Linked DNA regions of Homo sapiens: region 2 is linked to region 1. Evidence: chromatin contacts called from ENCODE Hi-C data. All regions are on one chromosome and are shown on one strand. Each heading gives the region's core, a stretch centred on a gene start or an enhancer-like site at or near the end of the contact. The rest is flanking DNA. Distances are from core to core; before and after follow the strand shown. Region 1 holds the start of AIDA (axin interactor, dorsalization associated). Region 2 holds the start of H3-3A-DT (H3-3A divergent transcript).

The links. Hi-C counts contacts between places; a loop is a spot of excess contacts on that map. Pooled maps may share reads with other maps.
Region 2: a pooled map shows a loop between it and region 1 (30-fold over the local background). The contact joins the promoter of H3-3A-DT here to the promoter of AIDA in region 1. A Hi-C loop is called at or near these places in 1 of 37 single-sample maps with no recorded cell type and 11 of 50 pooled maps.

The regions. Positions count from the first base shown.
Region 1 is chr1:222,711,110-222,715,132 of GRCh38, reverse strand. It overlaps AIDA (axin interactor, dorsalization associated), which reads left to right and starts at 2,642. Exons shown (of 10, transcript NM_022831.4): 1 at 2,642-2,925. The coding sequence starts at 2,816. BROX (BRO1 domain and CAAX motif containing) reads right to left here and starts at 2,569. Exons shown (of 13, transcript NM_144695.4): 1 at 2,191-2,569. RefSeq lists enhancers at 1,372-1,591, 1,960-2,874 and a silencer at 2,542-2,761.
Region 2 is chr1:226,060,624-226,064,584 of GRCh38, reverse strand. H3-3A-DT (H3-3A divergent transcript) reads left to right here and starts at 2,090. Exons shown (of 2, transcript NR_185887.1): 1 at 2,090-3,595. It overlaps H3-3A (H3.3 histone A), which reads right to left and starts at 1,869. Exons shown (of 4, transcript NM_002107.7): 1 at 1,774-1,869; 2 at 106-256. The coding sequence starts at 233. RefSeq lists an enhancer at 198-267 and silencers at 1,461-1,530, 2,149-2,314, 1,901-2,750.

The DNA of each region.
Region 1 (4,023 bases), core at 1,393-3,892:
AGGGCACAGGACCAGATGAACGTAATTTCCAAAACGGGTTCAAATGGTAACCCTGATTATATCGCTAAGGCTACTTGTAATACGTTTTAAGTTAACTGCTGTATTTCCGACATATTGCTGACAACAGTGGATTGGTTATAGCATGTGTTCTACAATAAAATGTACTTTCCAAAAAATACCTAAAGAATATTTTTAAAATAAAAATGTAATACAATACTTGATCAATAAATTCTATTATAAAATGAAAACATTGGGCTGGGCATGGTGGCTCATGCCTGTAATCTCAGCAGTTTGGAAGGCCGAGGTGGGTGGATCGCTTGAGCTCAGGAATTTGAGACTAGCTTGGGCAACATGGTGAGACCCGGTCTCTACAAAAATCAGCCGGGGATGGTAGCCACGCCTGTGGTTCTAGCTACTGGGAAGACTGAGGAGGGAGGATCCCCTGAGTCCAGGAGACGTAGGCTGCAGTGAGCCCTGATCTCCCCATGGCACTCCAGCCTGGGCGACAGGGCAAGATCCTATCTCAAAAAAGGAAAAAGGAAAAAAAAAACAAAAAACAAAAACTTGGAACACCACCTAAGTGAGATGCCAACTTAAAAAAAAAATTAAGTTCCATGCCTTCTACTTAAAAAAAAAAAAACGCGCGGTGGCTCACGCCTGTAATCCCAGCACTTTGGGAGGCCGAGGCGGGCAGATCACAAGGTCAGGAGATCGAGACCATCCTGGCTAACACGGTGACTCTACTAAAAGTACAAAAAAAAAATTAGCCGGGCATGGTGGCGGTCGCCTGTAGTCCCAGCTACTTGGGAGGCTGAGGCAGGAGAACCCAGGAGGCGGAGCTTGCAGTGAGCCGAGATGGCACCACTGCACTCCAGCCTGGGCGACAGAGGGAGACTCCGTCTCAAAAAAAAAAAAAAAAAAAAGCAGCATGTCTTGTCTAAATGTCCTTGGGTAGGTAGTGCAGCAGATAATAAGGAGAAAGCCCAGGCGAAGACCTAAACATGGCAATTAGATTCCAGGAAGTAACTGAGAAAAAATTCTGATAAGGTTCATTTAATTTGAAGGCACTAAAAAATTCTGACAATCGACTTTTCCTAGTATTAGAAAATAATGGTGGCTGTACAGTGTATGAAATGCCTACATTAAGTGCTTCCTTTATGCTATTTATTCATGACAAAGCTGGTTTTGAGGAGCACCACATACTTAATGAATAGAGAATACAGTGTGTACCCAACGAAAAACTGAGCAGGTTTATTTAGGACTCAAAACATTTAACGAGTTATTTCAGAAAATATCATCTTCTACACATCTTCCATATAAATTCCGATAGCCTAATACAGCATCTATGTGCCTACAAATAATATCACACTCAGCACTTGAGGCTGCGAAATCTTCCACAAATACTTCTTTTAATGCGGCCTCCTACTTCCTGGATGAAAATGTCTGAAGTTTTGCGAATCTTTACTTCAGGAAAGAAGAGGGTTTCTGCCCCTGCCCCATCTTCTCCCCTTCTGCGACCCGGCGGTCTTCAGTTTTCGGGAGTTCCTAGGGTGGGATAGAAGAACGACACACCCACCCGCAGGGACAAGGGTGCCTTTAGAGCCACCAATACAACATTCGGATCGAAGCTGTAAGCTAACACACTTCCACAAGAGGACTCCCGCTCCTAACAAGGGACCCCCACCCCGGAAGCCCCGAGTCCCCAGAGGAACCTACCTGAGCGCCGCCCCCGAGCTCTGAGCGCCCACTTCCTGTTTACCACCCAGCCTCTTCCTCCCGTGCCCAGTCCCGTTCGAGGCAGCGGGCGGCGACCGTGCGCACGCGCCAACACTTGAGTTCCCCTCTTTCCAAACAGGCATTTTTGTGGAAAGCCGATACTGTCAACCCGGGAGAGGTGGCCAGACAACGGCCGAACGAACCCCAGTTTAGCTTGTATTATAAGCTCTCCAATGACCAATGGAGATGCGGGGCAAGGGGATTCAGCGGATCTAGCTGTTAATGCCACTGATTTGTGGTGACCAATATGGATTTTCTTTCTGTCGTTTGTTTCAAGGCACTAGAAGGAGACTTTTGGTCCACTGTCCAGGGGTCTATGGAGACTAATGTAAAAGGGGGTGATCCTATTGCTTGAGACTCCGGGGAAGTAGCGGGGGATATTACTGAGAAACACCCATCCTCTGACATACTTACCAAATTTCTCAGAGTCGGTTCAGCAGTTCTTCTAAGGGAAGAAGGGCAATATATCGGAGTCCACAAGCGAGAAAAAGAGGGAGTCGGAGAACCGAGACTACAGAACCAGGGTGACGGAAAACCAGGACGGCGCCAAGCCGGAGTCACGTGACCCGGCGGCCATGATAGCTACCGAGGCGGTAGTGCGCGCAGCTCAGGGGCGGGTATTGCCGCGGCGTTGCAGTCCCCTCAAAACGCTTCGTTCATCATCCCTTTCTAACTTCTCCCTCGGCCTTCCTTTTGAGCTATGGTCTTTTTCCCAGACAGGAAGAGAAGAGTTGCCCCTACCTCCGGAGCCGAGGGAGAATGCCGCAATAGCGATGGCGGCCCTCGGCGCAGTGGGGCGGCCTCAACCTAACCCGGGGCGGGGCCTCGGGGGCGGGGTCTCGGCGGGGCGGTCGCTTTGGAGCCGCAAAGTTTGGCTGTGGCGGCAAATGGGCTTGGGCGGCTCCTCGGCGGGTGGCGGTGGTGGCCGTAGCGGTTCCTCCTGGCCCTGTTAATGTCGGGGCCAGGCCGGGGGAGGATGGCGCCCTAGAACCCGGCCTTGCTGGGGTAGGGGCGGGAGGGGACGGGGTGGGGACCGGCCATGTCGGAGGTGACCCGGAGTCTGCTGCAGCGCTGGGGCGCCAGTTTTAGGAGAGGCGCCGACTTCGACTCTTGGGGCCAGCTGGTGGAGGCGATAGACGAGTATCAGATGTGAGTGACTAACCGCGGGAGCAGGCCAGACCGGCTCCAGTCGTGCGCCTCTCCCTTGTTTCTGTCGGTGTCTCTCATCACCGTATCTGCAGCCAAGGCTTCTCAGGGTGGGGCTCCGCAGGCACTGGGGCTGAGATCCCTCGCCACCAGCCCCAGCGAGGCTGCTCTAGGGACAACGGCTCCGCTCTCTGGGGTGACTCGCCTTCTTCCCTCTCCGCCTCCGCAGGGACAGTTCCATTCAACAGGTAGCCCTTCTTTCCTGGGGCGCAGGCCCCAGCAGGCTATCTGCTTAGTTCCTTTCCACCGTCTCGCGGGTCCCCCACTTGGCAGTCAGTTTCCTTTCCTCCTCCTCTCCCAGGTTGCTTTTCCTCGATTTCCTTTTGAAATTCTCTGAGGAATACTTGTGTGTTCTCCGCCCACGTTCCAAGGATGAGTGGCCTTGCTCTGTGTGTGTCTTCCTTCTTCCATGCGTAGGAAAGGAGGGAACTGTTTGCGATTGAGGGGATGGGGGGGAGCCCAGGAAGCAACGAGGGCCAGGGATACCTCTTCTGCCAAAAGAAGGGTCTCCTCTCGCGCTCCTTCTCCACCCCTCTTTCTGGTGAGCCGTGTTTTCAGAATTCCACCTCGATTTCGTTTCGGTTTCTGGGACTGTTATTTGGTAGGCTGTGAGTCCCACCCACCCCCTCGCTCGGTTGCCTTGGGTGGAGTCCGCGCAGGATGTGAACCGAAGAGAGCAAAATGTGAATTAATGGACCACGCACAGGAGCTCCACGCCCTCCTTGGATCCCTCCTCCTTTTCCTGTATATAATGTATAGCCGCAGGGTACAAGTGAGTACCAGTTTCCTTGAGCAACCTAAGACCAATTTCTTGCCCTTTCTGGTTTCCACAGAAAACTTCAGGGTTGTCTTAAAAAATAAAAGACAAGATTTATATACACATAAAACCTTGCTTAGGTTTTTGCACATTTTACTGAACTTAAGAACTGTCTGCCAAAATGCTATTGTTTGCAAACTCGCCATTAATTATTCTCTGTTTAAAGCAAGTTATTGTTTGAGATTTCACTGAGTATGAAACCACGTATGAGTAGAATACCCCCG
Region 2 (3,961 bases), core at 841-3,340, 3.4 Mb before region 1:
AAGTTTCTCTAAAGCAAAAAGTTTTCCTGTTATCCATCTTTTTGTTAAATTATGTGGATACATACAAGAGAGACTTTGTCCCATTTTTTTCCTGTTTTTTAATACCTGTAACGATGAGGTTTCTTCACCCCTCCAGTAGAGGGCGCACTCTTGCGAGCGGCTTTTGTAGCCAGTTGCTTCCTGGGTGCTTTACCACCGGTCGATTTGCGGGCAGTCTGCTTTGTACGAGCCATGGTACAGAGACCTCCTTACTTACCTACCAGCATTGAAAAATCAAAAATCACCATATGCAACTACCAAACATACAACTTTTCCTGCCACGATCACCCCCTCCCCAAATCTGGAAATTATGATCAGTATAAAAAATAATGTTCGTATTGTTATATAATTTGAAAGGGTGAAGATTACGTCTACCCAAAATCTCTTCTTGAAACAAACTAGAGTACTAGAAAATTGTTAGCAGTATCAATCACCTCTCAAAATGCCAATTCTGAGCGACAAACGGCAAAACAAAAATACCTCGAACGGCCTTTGATCCAATTTATTTAATTAAAGCAGTAATTAGAAATGTCTGTAAACATTCCATCCACAAACAAGTCAAAAGAAAAAAGGCACAAACCACTGGAAGGTCGAGTCAAATTACAGCAAAAAAAAGGTCTTACTCCCCCCCACTTTGGCTGCCCCCCCTTCGTCTGACTGTTGATGGATTGCTGTAAATATCTGAAAATATTCTTGGTTTTGCATCTTTACAGTTATGTTGACAAAAAGGCGTCTCGAAAAAACAAGAGAGGAACAACAGCTACCACCAGCGAGCATTCTACAAAGCCCCGTCCTCGCGTCCAGTCCTCACAGGCTTCGCAGTGAAATAAAAAGTGCCCCGCACCCAGGCTTTAATTAACGCACGACATCCGCCGACCGGTCCACCCCAAGCACCACATAAACTTTTGGTTTTGCCTCCTTCGGGTCCCTCGGCACAGGGTCCCCCAACCTGCCCGCCTCGCTCCCAGCGCCTCGAGCAGGAACCAACTCGGCTCCCCGACCAGAACAAAATGGAAACAATCGCAAAACGTATCCGATTCCGTTCCAAAGAGACAAAACACCAAATCGCTCGAAAATACCCCTATCCCCTGCCACGTGCCGCCCTCCAAAATGCAAAAGTTTTTTTTGCATTTCAAATGCATCAAGTTTCCGCCTCTCCAAAAAAGGGAAAAAAACGTCCCTCTTTTAAAAATTCTTGCTTTTTTGAAATGGGGAAGAGAGAAACGGGGGAAAAAATATGGTCGGTGACCAGAGAAGAGAGACAAGATGGTGAAGCTTAGCAACAACTGTGGGGAGGCAGCAAAAAGCGAGTTACCCCAGGGTGCGAAGCGGCGGCGATTTCCACCCCTTTCCCGCTCGAAAACTGGGGGCTGGGGCCCGGGGGCGGTAGTTAAGAGGCCCGCGCGGGTCATGGTGAAGGTTTGGGGTCCGGGGAAGGGGCGGCGGGCGGGATTTCACCGAAGAAAGAGGAGCCAGGGGCGCGGGGAGGAGGAGGGAGAGCAGGCTCGGCGCCGCGGCGGTTGCTGCTGTTGGGCTGAGGCGGCGAGAGACGGGGGAGCCGCCGCCGCCAGAGGGAACAGGGAAACTCGCTCCTCACCTCCATTTCTGGGCCAAAAAGTTTGTGGGCTAAGCCGGAGGGGCTATGGGTCCCCTCCCGGCACCGCCAGGGCCCGGCTCGGGGCTGACGGCAAGCGGGGCTCGGTTCCGGGGAAGCGGGCAGACGGGGAAACTTACCCCCCTTCTCCTTCGGCTGGAGCTCGGCGAGCGAGAGGCGGCGCTGGCGTTGGAGAGCGACGGCGGCGCGGCGGCGGCTGCGAACACAATTGAAAGATGGCTGACACCGAGGCTATCCCCCAACACACGCCGCCCCGCCCCCGCGCCGCGCGCCAGCCAATCACACACAATGGAGGGAAGGCTCGGCCCCGCCCCCATAGCTCCTCTCGCGCCCCGCCCCCGCCCTTCCCCCCGCGCGCCCGTTCGCTGGCGCGCGCTCGCCCCTCCCCCGCGCGCCGCCCGCTCCCTCCTCCAGGCCGCCTCGCGCCGTGTGTGTACAAACACAAAAGACACGCTGAGGGGCCGCCGGCTCCCGCCGAGACTGCCGCCCGCACCCGGCCAGCCCCCGCCCCCGGCCCTGCACTCCCATCCCGCTCCGTGTGCGCACGGCGTCGAACCCCCGAAGCCCGGGTTTGGGGCGCCCGGAGGGAAGTGGGGGGAGGGGAAGGCGGGCGGAGGCGCGGCGGGTGAACGCCCGGCCTGCGGGCGTCTCGGGCCGCGGCGGGGAGGGGAGGGAGGGGCTGCCCCCGCGCGGGCCCCGGCGCGCGCCCCCGAGGAGACCCGGGCGGCAGTGGGGGAGGAGGACGCGGTCGGCCGGGTCGCCGCGCCCCATTGGAAAACGCTCCCCAGCAGGAAGCTGGCAAATAGGAATCCAGCGTCCCGCGCCCGCTGTCGGACCTGGCCGCTGCGGCAGCGGGAGGGGCGGACCGACGGCCTCCTTCCCGCCTGCGCGCTCGGCCAAGTGCGGCCGGGTCCTGCGGGACCGGCCCGAGTCCGCCGTAGACAACTTGATCCGCTAAGACTCCTGGGCCGGCCGCCTGCGTGCAGGGCAGCCCCTCGCCGGTGTTGGCCTCCGGGATCAGGGGACGGGGCTCGCTCTCCTCCCGGGCCCGGGCCCCCGACGCAAGATGGCTGTGTCGCGTCGGCCTCTAAACAATGTGTGGAGCGCGCAGCTCCTGCACCAGGGCCTGGTGGCTTGTCCTGCCCGCCCGTGGGGGCCGTGTGATCTGTTTTCGGTAGGATTGCTTTGGAAAGGAATTGCCGAATATAGATAGTCAAATGTCCGCAGCTTCTGCATAGTTTAGAAGAGGCTGAAAACGGCAGAAAGAAGGCAAACGTGGTTTGGGAATTAGTACATATACCTGTTTTCCAATTCTCAGTAGCATAGGAAACGGACTTTTCATGGCCCAAGTTATCCTCACGACTTGTCAGTTGATTGGCTTTGGAACCTCTGAACCGTCCCTAGATGGTATTGACGCTTCACAACTGTGTGTAAAGGTTTTCAATGGAAGGGTCATGCAAATATCCCGTAGGGTAGTGAAGGAGGAAAATTTCATAAATGAAGGGCAGTAATTATTTGTAATCTGAAGATCTCACAAAGCGGCTTAGTGATAAACATTATCCCGAAACAGATACATGGAAATCAGATACGAGGGAAGAAATGGATTTGTCCAAGGTCACTTAAGTGAGGAAGAGACCTAGGAGAAACAAACAGACAAAAATCCAGGCCTCCCGTTTCATTATTATTTCATGAATGTTAAGTGTCCATGGTTGCTGTGCAGAACACATGCAATCTCTAATCCTATCCTAAAAGCACATATGCAATCAGCTTGGACCGAGCTGCCAGCAAAGAATTTCCTATAATTCAAGCCAAGATGAGTTATTTTGCTTGTTTTTTGTTTTGTTTTCAGGAAACCGAAATATTTATTGTTGGATTTATCCAGGAAGGCTGTTCTGCATTAGTTAAATGCATCATATCTTCAAGAAATGTTAAATGACATGGGTAATGTTTTCTTTGTATGCTGGATTTTTCAATAGCTTCTACTTCTTGGCTTTAAAAAATATTTCTAACCAAGGGTCAGACCATTTTAGGTAGAGTAATTATGATCTTAGATGATTTGAACTAACTCAGCTGTCTGTCCATTTGTGAAATGGGAATAATAATATTTATCTCTATGAAGTTAGGCCACAAATTCTTTCTAGTAGGTTCAAGTATTTAAGCACCTGGAGAGGTGACTGGTTACCCTCCTAGTGGCTTCAGGAAGTTTTCTCACTGAATGAATATTTATTGAGTGCCAACTCTGCTCAGCACAATTCAGGGGTGCTGGGAATGCAGCAGTGAATAACACAAGCAGTGTTCCTGCCCTCA